Linked DNA regions of Homo sapiens: region 1 is linked to region 2. A link is an interaction called in ENCODE POLR2A ChIA-PET data of the cell type or tissue named here. Cell type or tissue: HCT116. All regions are shown on one strand.

Evidence for each region. ChIA-PET counts read pairs that join two places held together with the same protein. Peaks named below come from ENCODE experiments on the same cell type or tissue, not always from the same donor. Only the 100,000 strongest peaks of a DNase experiment are listed, where the experiment ranks them.
Region 1: POLR2A ChIA-PET joins it to region 2 with 8 read pairs; 2 of 35 experiments call an interaction of 5 or more read pairs at or near these places.

The regions. Positions count from the first base shown.
Region 1 is chr2:60,422,031-60,427,030 of GRCh38, reverse strand. The region is part of intron 2 of LOC124906010; the gene reads left to right. Among named protein-coding and RNA genes, the nearest start is that of MIR4432HG, 33 kb to the right of the region's middle. In HCT116, no CTCF peak of the experiment used is centred here; no DNase peak of the experiment used is centred here.
Region 2 is chr2:60,295,697-60,300,696 of GRCh38, reverse strand. No RefSeq gene overlaps it. Among named protein-coding and RNA genes, the nearest start is that of MIR4432, 89 kb to the left of the region's middle. RefSeq lists an enhancer at 2,719-3,249. In HCT116, a CTCF peak has its summit at 4,875; a DNase peak (open chromatin) is centred at 2,826.

The sequences.
Region 1 (5,000 bases), 130 kb before region 2:
TTATCTCACACTTTAAAACACCCTTTCCTTTCAAAGTTAAGTGTTTATCTCCTTGGGAATATGAATTGGTACAACCTTTCGGGAAAGCAATTTGGCAACTGGCATCGGGAGACTTAAAGGCGTTTTCTAACTTGACCTGGCAGTCCCTCCTCTAGTGCTCTAGCCTAAGAAAATAATTGGAGATGCGATCACAGATGCATGTACAAGGATGCTTATCACAGCATAATTTATGACAGTAAATCACCTGGAAACAGCTTAAAGGCTGGAAAAATAAGGGAAGGGCAAATCCACTCAACAATGGAATATTATGCAGCCTTTAAAAATAGTGTTTTCAAAAAAAGTTTAATGACATGGAAAAATATTCATGTTAATGTGTTAAGTGGGATAAAAAGCATACAAAACCAATAAATTCTAACTTTATTGAAAATAGTTTGTTTAGGCACACAGCCCTAGAAGATAAGAAATAAGCAAATACAAGAGAGAGGAGTTTTGTTCTAACCTCAGCTCTGACATGTGCTAACTGCCTACCATTGACTAAGTGGTTTAAACTCTCTGGATTTTTTTCCCCAGGGTTGTGGTGAGGATCTGAAAGAATATTTGCAAAGTTCCTGGCACAAAGAAGTTGCTCAAAAATTGGTAGTAGTTGTTATTATGATTCTTATCCCTATTATACTGGTAGGAGTTTGTCAGTGACAAAAGCTGGGTAAGAATAGTTTTGGGGGGCAGCCTTCCTTTACCCTTGTAACCCAAAAAGTATCTGAGACAGGTCTCAATTAATTTAGAAAGTTTATTTTTTTATTTTTTTTATTATACTTTAAGTTTTAGGGTTCATGTGCACAATGTGCAGGTTTGTTACATATGTATACATGTGCCATGTTGGTGTGCTGCACCCATTAACTCATCATTTAACATCAGGTATATCTCCCAATGCTATCCCTCCCCCCTCCCCCCACCCCACAACAGGCCCCAGAGTGTGATGTTCCCCTTCCTGCGTCCATGTGTTCTCATTGTTCAATTCCCACCTATGAGTGAGAACATGTGGTGTTTGGTTTTTTGTCCTTGCCATAGTTTGCTGAGAATGATGGTTTCCAGCTTCATCTATGTCCCTACAAAGGACATGAACTCATCCTTTTTTACGGCTGCATAGTATTCCATGGTGTATATGTGCCACATTTTCTTAATCCAGTCTATCATTGTTGGACATTTGGGTTGGTTCCAAGTCTTTGCTATTGTGAATAGTGCCACAATAAACATACGTGTGCATGTGTCTTTATAGCAGCATGTTTTATAATCCTTTGGGTATATACCCAGTAATGGGATGGCTGGGTCAAATGGCATTTCTAGTTCTAGATCCCTGAGGAATCACCACACTGACTTCCACAATGGTTGATCTAGCTTACGGTCCCACCAACCGTGTAAAAGTGTTCCTATTTCTCCACATCCTCTCCAGCACCTGTTGTTTCCTGACTTTTTAATGATCGCCATTCTAACTGGTGTGAGATGGTATCTCACTGTGGTTTCGACTTGCATTAGAAAGTTTATTTTGCCAAGGTTAAGAACACACCCATGACACAGCCTCAGGAGGTCTTAGTGACATGTGCCCAAGATGGTCGGGGCGCAGCTCGGTTTTATACATTTTAGGGAGACGTTAGACATCAATCAATATACGCAAGATTTACATTGGCTTGGTTTGGAAAGGTGGGACAACTCGCAGCAGGAAGGGGGTTTCCAGGTCATAGGTACAGAAGAGACAAATGGTTGCATTCTTTTGAGTGTCTGATTAGCCTTTCCCAGGGAAGCAATCAGATATGCATTTATCTCAGTGAGCAGAGGGATGACTTTGACATCTGTCTGTCATTTGTCCACAAGGAATTTCCTTGTAGACAAATTGTGAGGGAGGTATGTAGCTTTTTTTATGTTAGTAGCTATCTTTTTGAGGAATAGAATGGGAGGCAGGTTTGCCCTAAGCAGTTCCCAGCTTGACCTTTTTCTTTGGCTTAGTGATTTGGGAGTCCCGTGATATAGTATCCTTTTGCACCCTCAACTCACTTCTCACCATCGCCCACCCATTGTCTTCTGTGAGGTGGTCCTGCCCACAGCGTAGGCACAACAAACCCAAGTGGTGAAACAGAATTGTGACAGAAATAAAAACTCCAGACAAATATATTGATGGGTCATTTGGAGGAAGGCAGAACTTCCTCTGGCTGGTCAAAGGGAGCAAGTGGAGTGTTTAGGAGAGGAACCTATTTACTGGGTAGAAAACAAATGATAATATACATCTGTATAGAACTTGATGATTTAAAATCTGATTATCTTATGGAGAAAACATCCCTGAGAAGTATTTTCTATGGTTTTATTGCCTAAATAATAAGTATTATTAGTTATTTATTGTTACATAACAAATTACTCCCAAACTTAGCACTTACATCAACATGCGTTGCTATTTCAGTTTCTCCAGGTTAGGAATCCAGGTACAGATTAGCTGGCTGAGGGTCTCTCTCAAGGGTGCAGTTAGAATAGTGGTCAGGGCAGCAGAGCTACAATCTTCTCGAGTTTCAGCTGGGCAGGATCCGCTTCCAGGCTCACTCAGTGGTTGTTGGCAGGATTCAGTTCCTTGTGGGTTGTTGGATTGAGGGCCTCAGTTCCTCAATGGCTAGTGGCTGGGGGCCCCTTGAGTTTCCTCCTACATGGGCGTCTATAGAGCAGCTCACAGCATTGAAGCTAGCTTCATTAAACAAGCTGACAGAGAGGGAGAGAGAGGAAAAGGGAGAGAGAGAGATTGATCAGACTTTCGTAACCTGACCTTGGAATTCACATCTTATCACTTTTGCCATATTCTTTTTGCTAAAAGCAAGCCATTAGGTCCAGCCTACATTCAAGGGGAGGGGATTACACAAGGGTGTGGATACCAGAATGGGGCTATTTTATTTTATTTTGAGACACAGTTTTGCTCTGTCACCCAGGCTAGAGTATAGTGGTGGGATCTGGGCTCACTGCAATCTCCGCCTTCCAGGTTCAAGCAATTCTCCTGACTTGGCCTCTCGACTAGCTAGGATTATAGGCACCCATCGCCATGCCCAGATAATTTTTGCATTTTTAGTAGAGATGGGATTTCACCATGTTGGCCAGGCTGGTCTCCAACTCCTGACCTCCTTTGCCTCCCAAAATGCTGTGATTAGAGGTGTGAAACCAATGCTCCCGGCTGAGAATGGGACCATTTTAGAAGGCCACCTACCACATCCCTTTTTTACAGCAGAGGGAACCAAGTTTTAGCCCTAAATCAACCATAGAAGAAGACTCAAACTAGAGTCATTACTCTGTCCACTCTATTGTGCAAACCTTGCTCATCCTATTCCAACATCATCCTTATGCATAAAGGCATGTGTAGTGTAAATTACTGAGCATTTGAGAATTTTCATATCATGTGAAATTCCCAGTTATCTACAACAGTTTATGATATTCTAGGATGGGGGCATATTTTGGAGACAGAGAAAAATGTAGTAGTGATAATTAGAAAAATATGCAGAGGCTCCATTACCTACAAATGGCATCCATAGTTTTCACAGAAGAGGGCCTGGAAAATAGTTCCTAGGCCATTCAGGGTAACAGCAATGATTAATTCCAAGCTGTTAACGCATTTTATTATGCAAATACTCCAGCAACTCAGCCATGGAGAAAGTCCGGGCACCGCCCCCACCCCATTCACTCTGGACACTCAATTTGCATGGAAATGTGGCACTTTCACTCAAAGACAAGACAGTATGGTTCTCCTTGGAGGGGGGAGGTGGGAAGATTAGGACGTGGGTGGGGGAGGTGGCTAGAGGGAGATTCAGCTACCCATTAGCGACATGGATCTTTTTAAAGCCATTTGTGGTTAGAAAAACAATGGTATTATCTTAATTTACTAATTAAATTGCTCAAAGCAGGAGAGATAAGCAGAGCCTAGGGTCAGTTCCAGGCTCACTGAGTTTTGAGTCTTCCAGGAACCAGAGTTGAATCCTGCATCACCAAAAAGAAGGCTTTCACCACGTGAGCAGTGTTCAGTCTCAGCAAAAACGCAGGCTTTCCTTTCAGAGGAGAGAAAAGCAAGCAAAAGGAACATGTCTCTGGGAACTAGATAGAGTTTGAAGTCCATGAGTTTTTAGAATGGTCAGTGCTTGATATGAAGCATTGATCACTGATTGCTTTTATGGATCTTTCCCACTTAATAATACTTAGGTGGGTGCAAAACTCTGTTAAATGAACAAACAACTTCTGGCTTCTGGGGGAATTTAGCCCTGGGGTGTCTAAGTCAGCCACTGAACAGGAAAATCAGGGGTGCAATTGGATGTCTATCAAGAGATGGGCCAGGACACTGGCTGGACTGACTTGGGAAGTAGAGGAAAAGTGTTGCAAGTTTAGGACTTGAGCTGTGTGCAGTGATTTGGGAGTGAAAGGGGCTTCCAAGACCAGAGCAAAGGTGAGCTTAACACTTTCTGGGAAGCCTCCATTTCTAGAAAGAGAAATGGAGATGGAGCAATCAGTAGAAAGTTAGGATGTCCACCCTTTCATGCACCTCCGTGTGAAGAGACCACCAAACAGGCTTTGTGTGAGCAACATGGCTGTTTATTTCACCTGGGTGCAGGCGGGCTGAGTAAGAAAAGAGAGTCAGTGAAGGGAGATAGGGGTGGGGCCATTTTATAGGATTTGGGAAGGTAATGGAAAATTAGTCAAAGGGGGTTGTTCTCTGGTGGGCAGGGGTGGATCTCACAAAGTACATTCTCAAGGGTGGGGAGAATTACAAAGAACCTTCTTAAGGGTGGGGGAGACTACAAAGTACCTTCTTAAGGGTGGGGGAGATTACAAAGTACATTGATCAGTTAGGGTGGGGCAGGAACAAATCACAATGGTGGAATGTCATCAGTTAAGGCTGTTTTTACTTCTTTTGTGGATCTTCAGTTACTTCAGGCCATCTGGATGTATACGTGCAAGTCACAGGGGATGCGATGGCCTGGCCTGGG
Region 2 (5,000 bases):
GTTTAGTGCAATGCAATAAATAATGAAGTCTTATTTCAGTGTAAGTATTTCCCAAATATTGCCTGGGATATACTTATGCCAAACAATTTTTTGTTGTTTACACGAAATTCAAATTTAACTAGGTATCTTATATTTTTATTTACTAAGTCTGGCAGCCTTAGAAGGTAAGCACTTGAGAAATGGATTTTGAATGGATCCACATTGTTATGTGCGTGGGTGTGTTTGTATTTTAGGTGTGTATTTTGGGGGACAGAAGGGAGGGTCTAGGGAAGAATTTCTTGGGCAATTAGACAAGTGCATGTTACAGGAAAAGTCTGATGGGCAAATAAATGGTGTGTGTTTACTCATCAAACAATTCTGGTCATCTCAGAGGAGGTCAACCCTAGGCTTGCTGATCTCCTAAGGAGGAGGTCTCTGGCAGCTCTTGGCACTAGGGCCTTAGCGAGAGACATGGTGAAAGGAATCCTGCAGTATGCCAAGAAAATGGAACTCCTTTATGATGGCCAGTCAGCATGACTTTGGGCATCTCTCTTAAGCCTGCTTTGTCTCACTTTCCACATCGCGAAATGGGATTAATAATAATTATTTTAGTTACATCATGGATGCATTTTGAACCATAAATTAACATGATGCTCACACTCTTTGAAACAGTGTAAACTTGCTATATGACTAAAGGAAATGGACTCTGTTTTGCCAAAATATACTGAGCTGTACCACATGGTTTTAGGGAATCCAGGCTTTGGATCGCACCTTGGAATCCAGACTTTGGATGCCCTTGATAGGTAAACTCTTCTCCCATCCCAAACTCTCCCCTTTTAGCAATGAGAGTCCCTTTGGATAAAGTCTCAGGTGGTTTTGTCTTTCTCTGATGCTGTTTTGAGGTGGCTACTGTTCTCAGTACCTCAGTGGGATTCCAAAGTATGACCAAAGAGGATTTGGGATATTTATGTACAAGCTGGCTCAACTTAGCAGAAAAATATCTGTGCAAAAATTGAGAGTAGAAAATGATTGAACGTGTATTTCTCCACAATGACTCTAGTATCTCCACTCAGGTGCATAAACAGAGTGTGTCACATACATAAGACGACATATAATTCACATTGCACTTGAGAGTTTACAACGTGCCTTTTCACACACATTATTTCATCCATGTATATATTATCTTCCTGTGGGCAAAAACAGACCTTTTGCTTCTCTGTACACATGGGTGGAGGAGCACAAGCTGCAGAGTGGGTGACCGAGTGACCAGACCTACTCACACTCCCGCCAGCATCGAGTTGTCCTTGATCATGTGGGCTGCGCCATCACACTCAGCATTCTGTAAATCATTGGTACTTATGTTGAACGTAGTACTTTATTATACCATTGTTCACCGGACTTGTAAGCTCTAAGAGGGCAGAGATTTTTATATCTTTTGTTTATTGTTTTATTCTCAGTATCAGGAATGTTGCACGTAACAGCTGCTCAAATATTTACTGAATAAATGAATAAGTGAATTGTTCTTCATAACTTAGTTATATCTTCTCAAATAGATTCTCATAGCTGTGAGGGTAATTTCCCTTGTTCCCCCGGTGTACCTGGCATGGTACACTGGTGCTGAAGAACCTGAATATTAGTGATGCAATTTATGTGTAATTGACTCACCCAGGCACATGGAAATGTGTTTTGAATCAGTAGATAGAGCCATTTTAGGGCCAAACGCACTCTTACTTTTGAAATCCTAATCTCATATTATATTAATTTTTAAAACGCATTTACATTTCGCCCTATATGTGGGTGTGCATGCAGATATTTCTGCTGTAAAATAATTTTTATAATTTGCTTTGTTAATTATCACTTCAATTATTATTTTGATTTCACAGTTTCTGTTTTGTAATTTAGAGCCCTTTTTTTTTTCATCTCAAACTTGTTTTGGCCCTTGACAACCCCACATCCCCTAGGCACTGTGCCTACAGCGCCTGATGCATAAAATGGCTTTGCCTGTGGGCGCTTCCAGGACAAGAGTGACCTAAAAGGAACAAGAGGATGCATCAAAATCAAATTCCGCATCCCAGTGAAACTGTTCTCCATCCCCTTTCATCCTGTTCCCGGGCCTTCTCTTTTGCCCTGCCCCATCTGCCAGACTCCAGGCATGAGCAGAGAGAGGGCGAGCTCTGAGTTTTATGGTATCTGTAGTTGTCCCCCAAGTGCAAGCGTCTAATTAGGCTTGACACTGCCGAGGCGTTTCCCTGACATTTATGTCACTGTCTCTCAATCTTTGGCAGCATTCGGTCTTGTGGGAAGCACAACAAACAATGTCAGAAACAACATAAAATTCCCCGTTAGAGGAGGCCCTCGGAAACGGTGCCGCTGTTTTTTAGGTTCACTAAAAGGGGAGGCCGAAGGGTGGGGCCGGGTGTGCAGATTCCGGCTTGGAGGAAGAAATAAAACGGCTCATTTAAATTCTTAAGAACTGCATAGGAGGCAGAAGACACAATGAGTATCTTAGAGAAGAAAGGCCATCAGTTGAACAAACTAATCACATGGTAATCAAAGGGGAGTGATTCGCTGCCTACTGAGAAGTACTTTAGAAGAAGTTCCAGCCAGGGAGAGTAAAGACCCTATCGAATGACAGCTTTCATAAATTATAGATTTTTAAAAATTGCACAAAGGAATGTGCAATAACGTGCGAAATGGATTTAAAGACGAAAAGTTCCTAAAGCATCTGGGCAAAGCCAGGAAACAGGCAGGGCTCAGCTATGGGAGGTTCTGATCCCGCGTCAGAGGCCCACGCCCCCCGCAAGCCCCGCCTCCCTCGCAAGGTCCCGCCCCCACGCTAAACCCCGCCTCCCGCAAAGCTCCGCGGGGATCCGCGTGCCTGGCGTTGATGCGGAAATGCCCTTCATGTGATTAGCCGGGAACTGGATGCCTGACTCAACAAACACCTTAATCAGGGAGCAGGTTGCTGGACTCTCTCCACTGCACACTGCCACCACCAGTTTTACAGACTGGAGATTCTTAGCCTTTACCACAGGACAGGAAGGCAGGGAGAAGCAGCATGACTTGGAGTCTGACTTCTGGGCTTAGGCCAGGCTTCCTGCCCCATAGTTAGGGTGGGCTGCTGGGTGGGGTGGGGTTGCTGGGAGGACTGCCCAGTCAGAGCTCTTCTCCGCCTAGGCTTGTCCTTAAGCCAGGCTGAGCACTCAAGCCCTCTGCCCAATCTGCTGTAGCCATTTCGGTCATGTGGAGTCGTAGCCTTGCTGGGAAGGGCAGCAGAGGCCAAGGTGGCTGGGAGGTGCTTCTGAGCATCAGGGCCAGGCCAGGTCTCAGCCAAGGGAAAGGAAGGCAAGCTCTGCCTCCTGGTCTCCCGCCTTTGCAACCAGGAGCCCTTTTCTTGAGCTGGTGCCCATGGTAGCTGCCTTGAGGCCTCTTCTTTTTCTCAGGTGGTAACAAAGTGATGACTAGCGAAGCCTTCAGATGTGATTCTACCTAGGACTGTCTGTCTTTGTAAGGAGATTTGAGAAGTTGGGAAAGTCGTGACAAGTTAGAAGTATTAGCACTGAGTGCTCTTTCTAACTGTGTGATCTGAGGACAGGTAATTAACCTCTCTGGGTCAAAGTTAAAAGGCAGGTGGGACTAGTACCTTCTTCTGAGTTGTGATGAGAAGCCCAAATGAGGTTCTGGATGCAAGTAGCTCAGCACAAAGCCCAGGATAGAGTGAGTGTTCAGTAATGTCAACTATTGTTATGCTACTGAGGTCACCCTGAGCATGACGGCTGGTGGTGGAGAGAGGCAAGGGTAGGCTTAGCTACCTGCTCTCTTCCTGACCTCCTAGAGGAACCTGAGTGGAGAAGGAGCATTGGCTTGTATGAGCTCCTAACAGAGTCTGTGAGGAACTGTGAAAGCTCCTCTCCTTGTCTCCAGACCCTGGCACGGGGGTGAACATGCTTAGTACTCCGGAAATTAGTCAGCCCCATCACTGGAAGATTTGACTGGTTGCTGCACTGTGGAGGGCAGGCTTGTAGACTATAGATTCCAGCTCCTGTTAGGAATGGATTAAATCTAACCTGCAGCCGCCACATGAGTGGCTTTCTTGGGGATCTGCCACACACGTGAGCGAGGCCTCAGACACATTGAAGGGAAATCAGCCTCCACTCCAGATGGTCAGTTGGGGCCCAGAGCCTCCAGGTCAGCTTTTGGGGGGTCTGCCAGTCTTGTCAGGAGTCCAGCTCTGTGCCATCATCCATTCAGTCTTTGGCATCAGAGAGGAAGGGAGTGTCTGGGGACTTTCCATGAGACCGGTTTAGCTGTGAACCCAGAAGAGAAAATAGGTGTGGTGAGAATCTAGCTGTCTCTGGCATAAACTCCTGAATGGCACAGGGTAGCTCTAAAGCTGGGCCTGAGCTTCTTAACTGGAGATCCTTGAATTTGTGGAGGATTCATGCACCTCTTGCAACTGGACGCAAAATGCATGTATGAATGTATTCACTTTTATCCTATTCTTAAAGGATTTGGGACTCCCCGAATACAAAGAATCTTTGCTTTATCTTGCTTTCTAGTCCAATGGGAAGACTTTGGGGCTGCCAGTTTAGGTGAATTCCCAACATGAGTCTACTCCAGCCTTATCCAGCCTCATAGATTCCAGATTAGATTCTGTGAGTTGATGATACTGAGGCCACCAGGCCAGCACAACGCTAAGAGGGCTGAAGCCCTGCTCCTGGTTGGACCAGAGTAGAATTATGGTACCTGCCTTCTGCATCCAACATTCTTTGAAAAGACGATGGGTCAGGGTCAGGATTTCTATCCCCCTTTCTCCGTCTTTCGTTTTCTTCCTTCCTTCTAGTAGGGAGCAAATGATGGATAAGAGGCAGAGATTTATGAGCACCGTACCTCATGGTGGCGCTGCTATTGAGAGGCTGTCAGCATTAGGAAGAGGGAGGTTTACTTGGCTGTGAAGAATCCGAGAGACTGCGATGGGCAGGGTTAGGGCCCTTCCAGAACAGATCCAGGAGCAAGGGTCA